Linked DNA regions of Homo sapiens: region 2 is linked to region 1. A link is a loop called in an ENCODE intact Hi-C map of the cell type or tissue named here. Cell type or tissue: adrenal gland. All regions are shown on one strand. Links, peaks and the distances in the headings refer to the core of each region. The heading gives the core; the rest is flanking DNA.

Evidence for each region. Hi-C counts contacts between places; a loop is a spot of excess contacts. Peaks named below come from ENCODE experiments on the same cell type or tissue, not always from the same donor. Only the 100,000 strongest peaks of a DNase experiment are listed, where the experiment ranks them.
Region 2: it touches region 1 in a loop (2.1-fold over the local background); 20 of 110 quality-filtered maps call a loop at or near these places.

What each region holds. Positions count from the first base shown.
Region 1 is chr10:130,125,954-130,131,317 of GRCh38, forward strand. LOC102724883 (a long non-coding RNA gene) reads left to right here. Exons shown (of 3, transcript NR_188169.1): 3 at 301-1,397. LOC105378561 (a long non-coding RNA gene) reads right to left here. Exons shown (of 6, transcript XR_001747659.2): 3 at 2,363-4,351; 4 at 1,634-1,828. Among named protein-coding and RNA genes, the nearest start is that of GLRX3, 7.8 kb to the right of the region's middle. RefSeq lists an enhancer at 715-884. In adrenal gland, for the core only: a CTCF peak has its summit at 2,027; a DNase peak (open chromatin) is centred at 2,007; H3K27me3 peaks cover 390 bases.
Region 2 is chr10:129,966,313-129,971,676 of GRCh38, forward strand. No RefSeq gene overlaps it. Among named protein-coding and RNA genes, the nearest start is that of EBF3, 4.7 kb to the left of the region's middle. RefSeq lists enhancers at 96-716, 1,959-2,578, 4,441-5,060. In adrenal gland, for the core only: no CTCF peak of the experiment used is centred there; a DNase peak (open chromatin) is centred at 2,721; H3K4me3 peaks cover 294 bases; H3K27me3 peaks cover 5,000 bases.

The DNA.
Region 1 (5,364 bases), core at 87-5,086:
ATGTTGGCATGGAGTGTTTCAATAAGATGTTTCTTTTGATTAAAGCATATTTCATATGATGGGCAAGTAATAGATACAACCTCAGACGTAGGCTAATCATGGAGTCAACAGCAAACTTCTACTTGACTCCTAGGAAACTAGCTCCCTCACCAGAACATTACCGCTGTATTTCTTTCTTTCTTTCTACATACCATCAGGCAACTGGGGCCTATGCATCCTTAAGAATTAGTGGTTTGTTTTTTCTTTTCTTTTTTGGTTTGTTCTAGAAGAAGAAATTTAAAGCCAGCCATTGTTTTACAGAAAAATCATCCTGCCATTGAAACCCAAAGTGGTCCATCCAGTCTGGAGGCCGTGGGAACCATGAATCCTTTCAGAGTTTGAAGCAAATGCAAAACTGTTCACGTCATCCTGGGTTATTTTATTGTCTCACCACCTTCCTGAAATGGAGCTCGAACTTCATTTAGAGTAGCTCTCGGGCACGCTGGCAGGGGGGCTCCCAGAGCTGAGTGAGCAAGGGGTGCATTGAGAAGCAGGCGTTCTGCCCCGACCGGCCCACCTCACTCTCCGCAGAGGGAGGCATTTGTGGTGGGCCAATGTGCATGCAGCCCCAGGCTGGACAACTCCAGAAGAAACTCAAGAACACAAATGTAGATGATTAACCAAAATAGTCTGTTCCATCTTCCTGCACTGGGGGGAAATGCCTCTTGTATTTTAGAGGAGAGAGAGAATGGGAAGGAAGCCACTGCAGGTGTGGCAGACATTGGAGGACTCAGGTCAAGTATAAAACTGCTGTGGCCACGGATTTAACTAAGTTTCAACCAAGTAGCTTTCCAGGTTGGGTGACATCTGCTACATGCTAGAACTAGCTGTGGAGTCTGTGCTTTGGCCCCAGTTTGGAGTCCAGAACTATTAGCATGTATCACCGAGTTGTGTTTGTAAGGGTTGTGTGTATTTTTAGTGCTTCCCAGAGCTTTCTACCCTGATCGCCTTCCACAGGTAGAAGCGGCTGACTGTACCTGGTACCTGGGGCCACTCCAGAGGTCCCCTCTGGGAGGTGATGCCTCTGTGCACAAGCAGCCTGTGCAAGAATGTCAAGGTCAGCGGAAGAGAGGGCACACGCCCTCCAAGGAGGTGGTGTGGGTTGGGACTCAGTGTCCTGGAAGGGACCTCCTTCAGGCAAGAGCTCTTGGAGTCAGACGGCACGAAAGAACCTGAGTATAGAACTTCTCAGGTCTCTAAGGAATTACATCTGATTCTATAAGAATCAGAAGTTTGTTGGCCAGGTGCAGTGGCTCACATCTGTAATCCCAGCACTTGGAGAGGCTAAGGCAGGAAGATCACTTGAGCTCAGGAGTTGGAGACCAGCCTGGGCAATATAGTGAGACCTCATCTCTATTAAAAAAAAAAAAAAAAAGTTTGTGACACCAAGGAAAGCTCATCTGGGTCCTTAGTTTCTTAGATATGAAACATGAACTACAAATAACAGCAGAAAATTAACTCCATCTGGACTTGGAGGATAAATACACATATGCACACACATGCACACAATACTATTTACATATAAAACATTGTGACTCAAACGGAGAGAAAATGCAGCTGCATGTAAACATCTGTGGTGATTAGGTATACCCACTCAGTGACCAACAAATTGCATTCAGTGTGTCTGGGGTGATCGCCTCAGGAACTGGGCCTTCGGTTAGTAACGATGCTTTGGAAGCATGTATGCCAGTCATAACATGTGGAGGGCTTTTCCTCTCTCCCTCCCTGTGTTAACATGCTTTCATATGGCTAGTACAGTCTTGATAAATCTTGCAGGATCTCAAATAGCCTAGTGAAACGGGAAGAGAAGAAGGTGTTAAAAGTTTGCAGGTCAGGGGAAAAGCACGTGTTTTGGGTGAGTCGGTGGAGCCTCCACAAATACAGCATCGGTTTGTGTGAATTCTCAGCTGTGGTTTCTCAGGTTGAATAAAGCCACTCAACAAAGGCTGCTGTTTCTCCAGCCTGAAGAGGCACTTATGCCACCTACAGCCTGGAATCTGGCACTACAATTCGCGCCCAAGTCCCTGGCTCATCCTAGGTGGGAGATTAGAATCTATGTAGGGAATGGAAAATGGGCAGGCATTCCAGGGTGAGTTTTTCTTCCCCCCCGATAAATTGTAAACAAACAATTACAAACATGTTTGAAAATTGTTTTAACTAGTTTTTAGAGATTGCAATAGCTGGGTTGGGATTTATGAACTACATTTCTTATAAATACATTTCTTCTAGAGAACTTCTTGTGGGACGTAATCACTTTTCCCCTCTGTATAGCAGCCCCACAACTCAACCCAAAGCTAGGTTAGGCTACTGGGTACACACTTACCCAGATAGTCTTAGCTTCTTAGGGGAAACCAGATTACTGTGAAGCCATCAGATAAGACATACTTCTGAAAAGAAATGGAATGTATTTTTATTGGCAGAGTCAAGATGAAGTATGTTTTGAAATCTGTTTTACAAATAAACTTACACATAAATTGTCCATCCACTACTTGGAAATCTTTTTTCGTGTTTGAGGAGCTGTCAGAGGTCTCTAATAAACAGTGAGTCTTATTTAGTTTACTGGATATGTAATTCTTCTTTTCTTTGAAAATAATTATTTTTCAAGCAAGTGCAGCAAAAATACAACCAATAAAAATCTAGCTATGACAGCATAAACAACCTTTATGGCATGCATATACATAGACTTCTTCCAATAAAAGCAGTTCCTGGCAAGAAAGGGAACAGAAAATTGGCTGATGTGTTCCCAGATAAGTTCTGGACTCTTAAGGGCTGAGAGAAGAGTCCTCACAGCCCATCTCCAACTCCCCATCCCAGACCGGTCCTTGGTTAGCGTGAGGGAGGCAGGTCCCCATTGCCAGAGTGGCTTGGGCTAAGGAGAAGGGACGGGCTGCTGTCAACTTGGAGTCAGGGGAGCCCCTTCCCAAGGCCCGTTCTTGGGGCCAGGAAGTCTGCTGGACAGAGGCTGAACCCCCCTGCAGGCTCCGGAGGAGCGGGTGGGAGACCGGCCACTGTTCAGGCTCCCCATTCTTGGTCCAGGCCAATTGTCCCCGCGGGAGGGCGGTGCCACGGTGGGTGACAGGGCTGGGGGCGGGGTAGGGGTCGACTTAAGATAATCTGGTCCAGGGGTTCTGCTCTGGGCTGGGTCGACCCGGCTCGCGGGGAGGCTGTTTGCCCTGGGCCTTCCCATCCCCGCGCCTTCCCATCCCCGCGCCCACGCCGCACCCAGGCGAGCAACGTGGAGGGTCGGCGCGGGGCTGCTCCCGGGGAGCCTGGGGTTGCAAGTTCTCAGCAGACGTGCGGGTGCTCATTTATGCTTTTTATAGTAGCTGGAGAAGATGTTATCGCAGCTTGAGAACAGAAATTAAAATATGTATCCTTCAGGTGCAAATCTACTGTACTTACAGTTTTACCGTTTCTCTGCAGGGGGGCTCCATTAATCTTGTAAGAGTGAAATTCCTAAGGAAATTAATTCCCTCCAGTTGGGGTTATTCTCAACTGGTCTTTGGGGGCGGAGTAATTGGAATTTAAGAGTCGCTCTTAAAAGAAAGGAAACGTTGGCCATTTTACTCGAATAACACTTTCTAATGCCAGGCTTTACTCTTTAAAACACCTCCTCCTTCTTTCTCTCCCTGCACCTCTTTGTGTTTCTGGGCTTCCCTTGGTAGGGTTTACAAAGACCCCCACCAGGTGGGACCTCCCCTCCCAGTTTTCCTGAGGCTGACCCCACATTCCTTTCCACGTGGGTTATTTGTGGCCCCCCACCCCCCCTTCTCCCACTGCGCAGCCTGAGGACCACGGGACCACAGGAGGGAATGAGGCATCATGAAAAGTTCATGGCTAAATCATTTCCTTGCCTGTTTAGGAGCAGTAAATGTTTGTTGTCATCACCCAGCAAAATAATTACACCTCAATTTCTCTCTCTCTCTCTCTCTCTCTCTCACACACACACACACACACACACACCCTTTAAAATACAGGCAATTCATAGGCAAGAGGTGAAGTTTTTTTTGCTGCCAGGAAAGTCCAGGAAAGCATCTTCCACTGGAGCTTCAGGTCTCCAAGGCCTAAGCTTCAGTCCCCAGGCCCAGAGCCCCAGGCCCTTATTCTTCAGGCTATGGGAACCCCACCACCACCACCAAGACGGAATAGAACTTGGCTAAATGGCTAAATGCAGGTGTGGTGGCACACGCCTGTAGTCCCAGCTGCTTGGGAGGCTGAGGGAGAAGAATTGCTTGAACCCGGGAGGCGGAGGTTGCAGTGAGCCGAGATCATGCCACTCCACTCCAGCCTGGGCGTCAGAACGAGATTCCGTCTCAAAAAAAAAAAAAAAAAAAAAAAAACCATGGCTAAATGATGCTTATATACAGGGTCAGTAGAATATTAGCGGCCAGGAGGAACCCGTGGGCACATGGCCACAATCAGCCACAGTCCTTGCTTTTCAGCTTAATGGGGCTTAAGGGAAAGGCCAGGTCCAGCGCATTCTAGGCCAGGTCCAGCGCATTCTGTGCCAGCCCAAGCCAATTTAATAGGGTCATGGCCAGTTTTTCCCTGTGGGCCCTAACATGGTCATAGGGAGAGAGGATGGACTTTCCAGGGCACTGTTCGGGGCAGTGAGTCCTGGCGATGTCCCTCCTCTGCTGTGGGTTGGGCAGTTTCCTTAGCTATACAGTGGGTCATGGGCAGTGTGGGTCCCACATCATCAGCTTAATGGGGTGCTGAATGATCAATACAGATGTTTACCTTTGGGGGCTTTTAATAGCTGAAAAGTGCCATCTACCAGTGGGCACCTGTGTATCCCATAGCTCCCCAAAACCTGGCTCAGCTCAGGGCAGAGCCTAGTAGTCTGCTGTCCATGTCAGAATATCAGAGCTCCTAGAGCTGGGAGGAGGTCATCTGCTGCCCCTAGGCCTCTTGATATCAACAGTGACAACATGGGCTCAGGAAACAGAAGCCTAGAATGAGGCCTCAGCTACAACCTCAGAAGCAAAAGTTTTTCTCTGATCTTCTCTTGCCCTCCTGTCCCTGCCCCTCATTCTCCTCTGAGGCTAGCCAGAGAAACTAGAATCCCTCTTCCCTTAGGCACATCATAGAAACCAGTACCCCTTTCCCCCAAATAATTACTCTAACTCCCTGCCCCCCAACACCCGAAAATCCAAAATTCTCCGTGCTACCTAATACACCATATCCTATAGCAAGGTCAGCTAAATAAGCTGACCCCACCTTTCCCGTGTAAAAACAAAGAACCCAACACCCCACCTTTTCTCTGTAAAAACTGGCCATGGGCCAGACATAGTGGCTATGCCTGTTATCCCAACACTTTGGGAG
Region 2 (5,364 bases), core at 211-5,210, 160 kb before region 1:
AAATCATTTACAGTATCTTTAATTCAGATTACACGCGCCAAGGCGATTTAAATCTGATTACCAAATTAGAAGGTTTAAAAACAAATCCTTCTAAATCTGATACTGTTGACTAAAGAGGAAAAAAAAGTTCTATAAGCCCATCACATAAGGTAACGATCCTGCCCCAGAAAGAAAAGGGGTTTTAAACCTTTTTGACAACAAATGCAGCTGCCCCACTATTTTGGACGATATTAAGCGAAAATGAATGCAAATCTGTGTTCAGCAGCCATCTGGCCCGAAATGGGGGAATCAGCTGCTCTCACAACAGGCTCGGAGGCTGAATCCATTTCAGCTCATTTTCTAGATCATCTGGTCCCGCACCCAAAGCGTGGAAAATACGGTCTTTATCATTCACCAACTTTATCTTTTTTGTCACTCCGCTGCTGGCTCCGAGCTGTGGGCACAAGGACTCGCCTACCGGGCAGGGTCTCCACCTCGGCCTGCTGCGGAGCGGCCTGGGAGGGTACCCCCTGGTCCCCCACCCCATCCCACCCTCAGATTTTCGACTTGATGGGGCAGGAGCAGCAGCAGAGGGGAGCAAGGGACACCGCAGCCAGGCCAGGGATGGGGAAGGGGGCTGCAGGCCAAATCCCAAGTGTCCTGAGTAACGCTGGGAGCGCGTCCCGGCGCTTGGCCACCTCCCGAGGGAGCCCTGCCCCCACCCCTCGCCCTTTCTGGGGAAGGCGGGGCGCTGGGTACCCAGGAGAAGGGAGACGAGGAGAAACAGGCTGCTACTTTGGAAGTTTTGCAGGCCCACGGCGGCCGCAGGTCTAACCTCGGTGCACAGAGCGCTCCCAGGGGCCAGACCGGCGTCCGGGGGCCGGACTGGGCGGAGCCTGACCTTTGCCGGGGACCCCGCGGGCCGCGACGGCTGCGGCGACCGCTCAGGGCCCCGCGCCCAACGCGATTTGCACGGGTGGCCCTCGAGCTGCCGCCGCCGCCTCCTCCTCGGAGGGTGGGAAGTATTCCTTTTGTGCGGATTTACGGGGAGAGGCTTCAATGAGCCCCCTCACATTTGCATTTAAATAGCGGCATCAAGCGCTTCGCGTGCCACACACCAGTGGGCTCCCAGATGTCAAGCCGGAGTCAGTCAGATGGCCAGTGCCCAGCTGTCCTCCCCATGTCGTGCCGGAGCAGGCAGTGACCTTAAAGAGACAGCGCCCGCCGCCCCTGGCGCCCGGCTCTGGGAGCGGCGTGCCGGGCGCAGGGCAGAAGGCCCTGGCGGCGCTTGGGCCACTGATCCGTGGCACCATCAAAAAACCTGGCTGAAGTCTAGCGGGGGCTCTAACCTCCCAGGAGCCGCACCTAGGCTCACCCTGGCCTCCTTGCCCAGCCACTCAGTGCCCGAGCCACCGCGCGTGCCAGCGTCCTCCGCCGGTACCCACTACCCACCCGTGAAGGGGGCTGTTCGGCGCGCGTAGAGAGGAAACTTTCCCCTTACCCCTCCTCAGTCTCAGATCCTCCACTGGTGCCTGGTGCAAGGCCCAGAGACGGGGACCTGGGCTGGTACCGGACTCCAAGCCACCCCCACCCAGAAACTTCGGCCAAGTTGGAATCCCAGGGCGCGAGGCCTGCCGCGGTGTCTGCACGGGCCCAGGGCCCAGCGCCCAGGGCACCGGGCGAATGCCCCCTTCTTGATCGAGGCTTAGCCCAGGGCACCCGCCTACCTCCCTAACATCCTTCCAAAGAGTAATAAACTGCATTTCCGGCGTTGAGAAGCCTGGGCCGAGAGTTCCTGGAGGCCAAGTCCCCTGGAGTATCAGGGGGTGCGCGGGCTCGACCCGACGCCGCACCATCGGAGGGCCCATGGCCACAGGCCCAAGCTGCCTGGCCATGTCACTTGGAGCCTTCGGGAAAGGGTGAAAGCCAATGCACGAAAAGCCGCCAGTTCGTGTGCCCGCCGCCAGTGCTGAGCTGCAGGCGCGGCCCGCCCCAACGTCCTCCGCGCCCGGGGGTCACGCTCAGACCGTGCCGGCCTCCGGGCCTCTAGCCCTGCTCAAGCCTGGGGTCAGAATCGGGCGCCAAGCACAGGCAGGGGCCGGGGAAAGAACAGGAAAAGAGAGAGCCAAACTGACCCTGGGCCCCAGTGGGAAGGAGGTCAGAGGGGCCAGGAGAGACGCACCTAGAAAATCCCGGGAACTGCGGGATAGGGTGGAAACAGCACGCACTGGCAAAGCCTGCCCACCACGGGTGGTGACGCGGCCTCTGAGAGCGCTCCAAGTTCGTCTTGCGCCACGGGGTCACGCTCGTCCGTGGGCCGGGGAAAACCGAGAAGTAAGGGCCATCCCAACCTCAGTCGCGCACAAAGGGAGCCCGGCCAGGTTTGGGTGGGTTACTCAGGACCAGAGAGGGCGCCTTCGCCCTCTCGGCGCGGAGATGCTAGCCGCGGGGGCCTCAGGCGGCATCTGGCGGCAGAGCCCAAGACAGGCCGCGCACCCCGCCTGCCCTCTGAGGCAAGTTACTGGGCAACTCCCCCTGGCACATGGGGCAAACCAACGGGCGCCTCCTCCCTGCGCTGGAGGAAGGATGCCCTGTTGGGTTCACGGGTAAAAAGCAAAAACTGAAGGGTCCCAGACCCCTGTTCTCTGCATTGCCTCCTCCCTCTAATATTTATTCTGTACGGCTAAGATTGCTGAAGCCCGACCCCCAGTACCAGGGAAGGCTCAGCTTCCAAGTGAGAACGTGCAGGCGCCTCCTGCCAAGGCGGCCAAGTTTGACAAACAGCGCCTCCTGGGGTGGGGAGAGTGGAGTGCCGCTGCGCAGCCGGGAGCCGGGAGCAGAACAGCCTGGGCTCCCACCCACCCCGGGGCAGGTGTCCGCCCCGGGTCCTGCCGGCCCCAGCAGCTGGGCCCCGGCTCCTGCGCGACCGGAGCACCTAGTCCTAGCTGACGCCGTGACCCCAGGGGCGCGCGGAAACCGCCACACGCCGCCTAGTCCTAATTGCCGCCCACCTGCGTGAGCAAGGGTCGGACCAAGCCCGGCACTGGGCAGAAGGCCTAGGTACCAAGCGCCATGCGAACGTCCTTGCTGGAGAGAAACCTGCGCTCTAAGTGCCCGGCCCCGCAGCGGGGCGACGGACCTGACCTGGAACTCGCTCAACCTTCTCCCTGGAAAACCATGGGCGCTCCAAGCGGGGCGAAAACGCCGGGGTGTGCCTCGGCTCCTGCAGCGTGCTAAATTATAAGGGAAACAGTTAATTATTGTTTCCTTTTCCTAACTTTTCTCGGATTCCTTCGGTCACTTTGGCCGACCCCACGAGTCAGCTCTGGGGGCTCTTCTACTTGAGCGAAACCCCCAAATCAAACACTGGCGAACTTGGGCTTCTCCCAACGCACCCGGCAACCCGAAAGGTTGCCTGTCTGTAAAGATACTCCGGAGGAGCAGCCGAGCTGGAAAAGACAGCTGGTGCGTGGCGACGTCCCTCGGACCCTAAAAGGCCCATCGGTTTAGCAACGAGCTGGGATTTCTCGAGCTGCGTTCGGCGGCGCCCGGAAAATCAGTCCTGCTGGATGCGCCCGAGCGGGCGCGGGAGACGCCGATTCCGCGCCGGCCCGCCCCCGCCAGTTTACAAAGCAAACTTTCCCCAGAGAAGTTCCGAGATCGAACCACGCGCAAAGTGCGCCAATCAACACCTAAACAGACCCAAACTGTACAAACACGGATCGATCAGATAATTTCAAATATTATAATTGGCTTTAATTAAACACACTGCGTTCTAATTAACTCTGAAATTTTAGCATGCTTTGGGACACTGGTGTCTGATTTGATATTGTCAGTCCAGATGTCCTAATAAAATTCAATCCTCCACTCAAGACTTCAATATTCACCAAGAACAAAATGCAAATTAAATGTAAAACCTAAAGTATTGCCAAAGGTATAATCAAGAAAGGTGTCTCAAAACTTCTCACTTTTTATTACGCAGTAGTTTAAAAATGCAGATTACATCCTAACAAGACCTCTCCAGCATACCATAAATCTTAACTCTTTCATGGACGGGTGTGGAGTGCGATGCCACTGGCTTGAAGGGAAAGGAGGGGGCGGCCAGACCTCATAACAAAATTAAATACCCTCTTCTGGAAGCTAACCGCGCACAAAAGTTTGCCAATAAAATTCTAGTTTGAAACCGCGGTTTGCCAACACGAGTAAAGGAAGTTGGGGTGGTGGAGAGCTACAGTGGGCACGGACGGAAAGGGTGGCCACGGTCACCGATGTACTAATGTCCTCCTCCTCGGCTACCCGATCTCACTCCTTCACAGCACCTTAACAGAGTGTATACACCCGTTCTGGTGCGCAAAAGTGGGGCGATGGGTGCCGGCGGCCGGGCCGGGGAGTCCGTCCGGGTAATTAACTCAGCTCCGGCGACTGCGACGATGAGGCCGGGAGGGAAGGAAGAGCATACCGCTCTTGGACAGAAATGTGTCAAGCTCTCCTCCCTTCCAGCCTGCATAAACCCTTTCGCGCACATTCGCGCGACTTCTAAGGGATCCAAGCCAGCGGACTGGGTCCAGCAGCGCGCGGCGGCGGGACGCACCCCTCCTCTCCCCCCAGGAAGGCGGGTGCACGCCGGGGCTGGAAGGGGGAGGGTGCACCTCTGGCTACAAATTCGGCCGCGAAGAGATTCTTTACCAACTCTAAGGGTTTGCTGAATGTACAGACCAGAATGAGTCCCGTTAAAAGGAAGCTATTCCCACATTAAACATGTGTGTTTTCCATACTAATGGAGTCACTTAAAGCTGTTGCTAATTTAACTTTTTAAAAAGGCCACACTGTGGAAATTTGCATTTTCTTTAGGACATTGAAATGAAGAGAAAACTGCTGGGCGGCAAGGCGGCCCAGGGCATAGCTAGGGGCCATGTAGAAATAAAAACAGATAAAGAAAAGAAGAAAGAAAGAAACCGGCTTCTCTTCTAGACTATTAATAAGCAATTTGTCCCGCTGAAATTTACATTGCAAAGCGGAGGGCGCCGGCAGCCGTGGCGGCGGGCCTGGCGCGGGCTCCGGGGGTGCGTCGGCGCGGGGGCGGGGGGGGTCCTCCGGCCATCCGGGCCGCCCTCGGGGGCGATCCACCGGCGGCTTTGAACTCGGTGTCCTTGCCGCCGTGCCGCCGACCCTCGCCCGCACACGCGCGCATCTGCACGCCAGGGCCCCGCCTGGGCTGCGCACCCGGAGGCCGGGACTGGCGCTGCGCTAGCGCCACCCGGGCTGAGCTGCAGCCTTTTGTGGGGGGGGCGGGAATCCCTCCGCTCCCAGTGACGCCTTGGACTCGCGGACCCCCATCCGCCCCAAACGACTGCCCAGGCCTTAAATTAAAAATGGCAACAATAA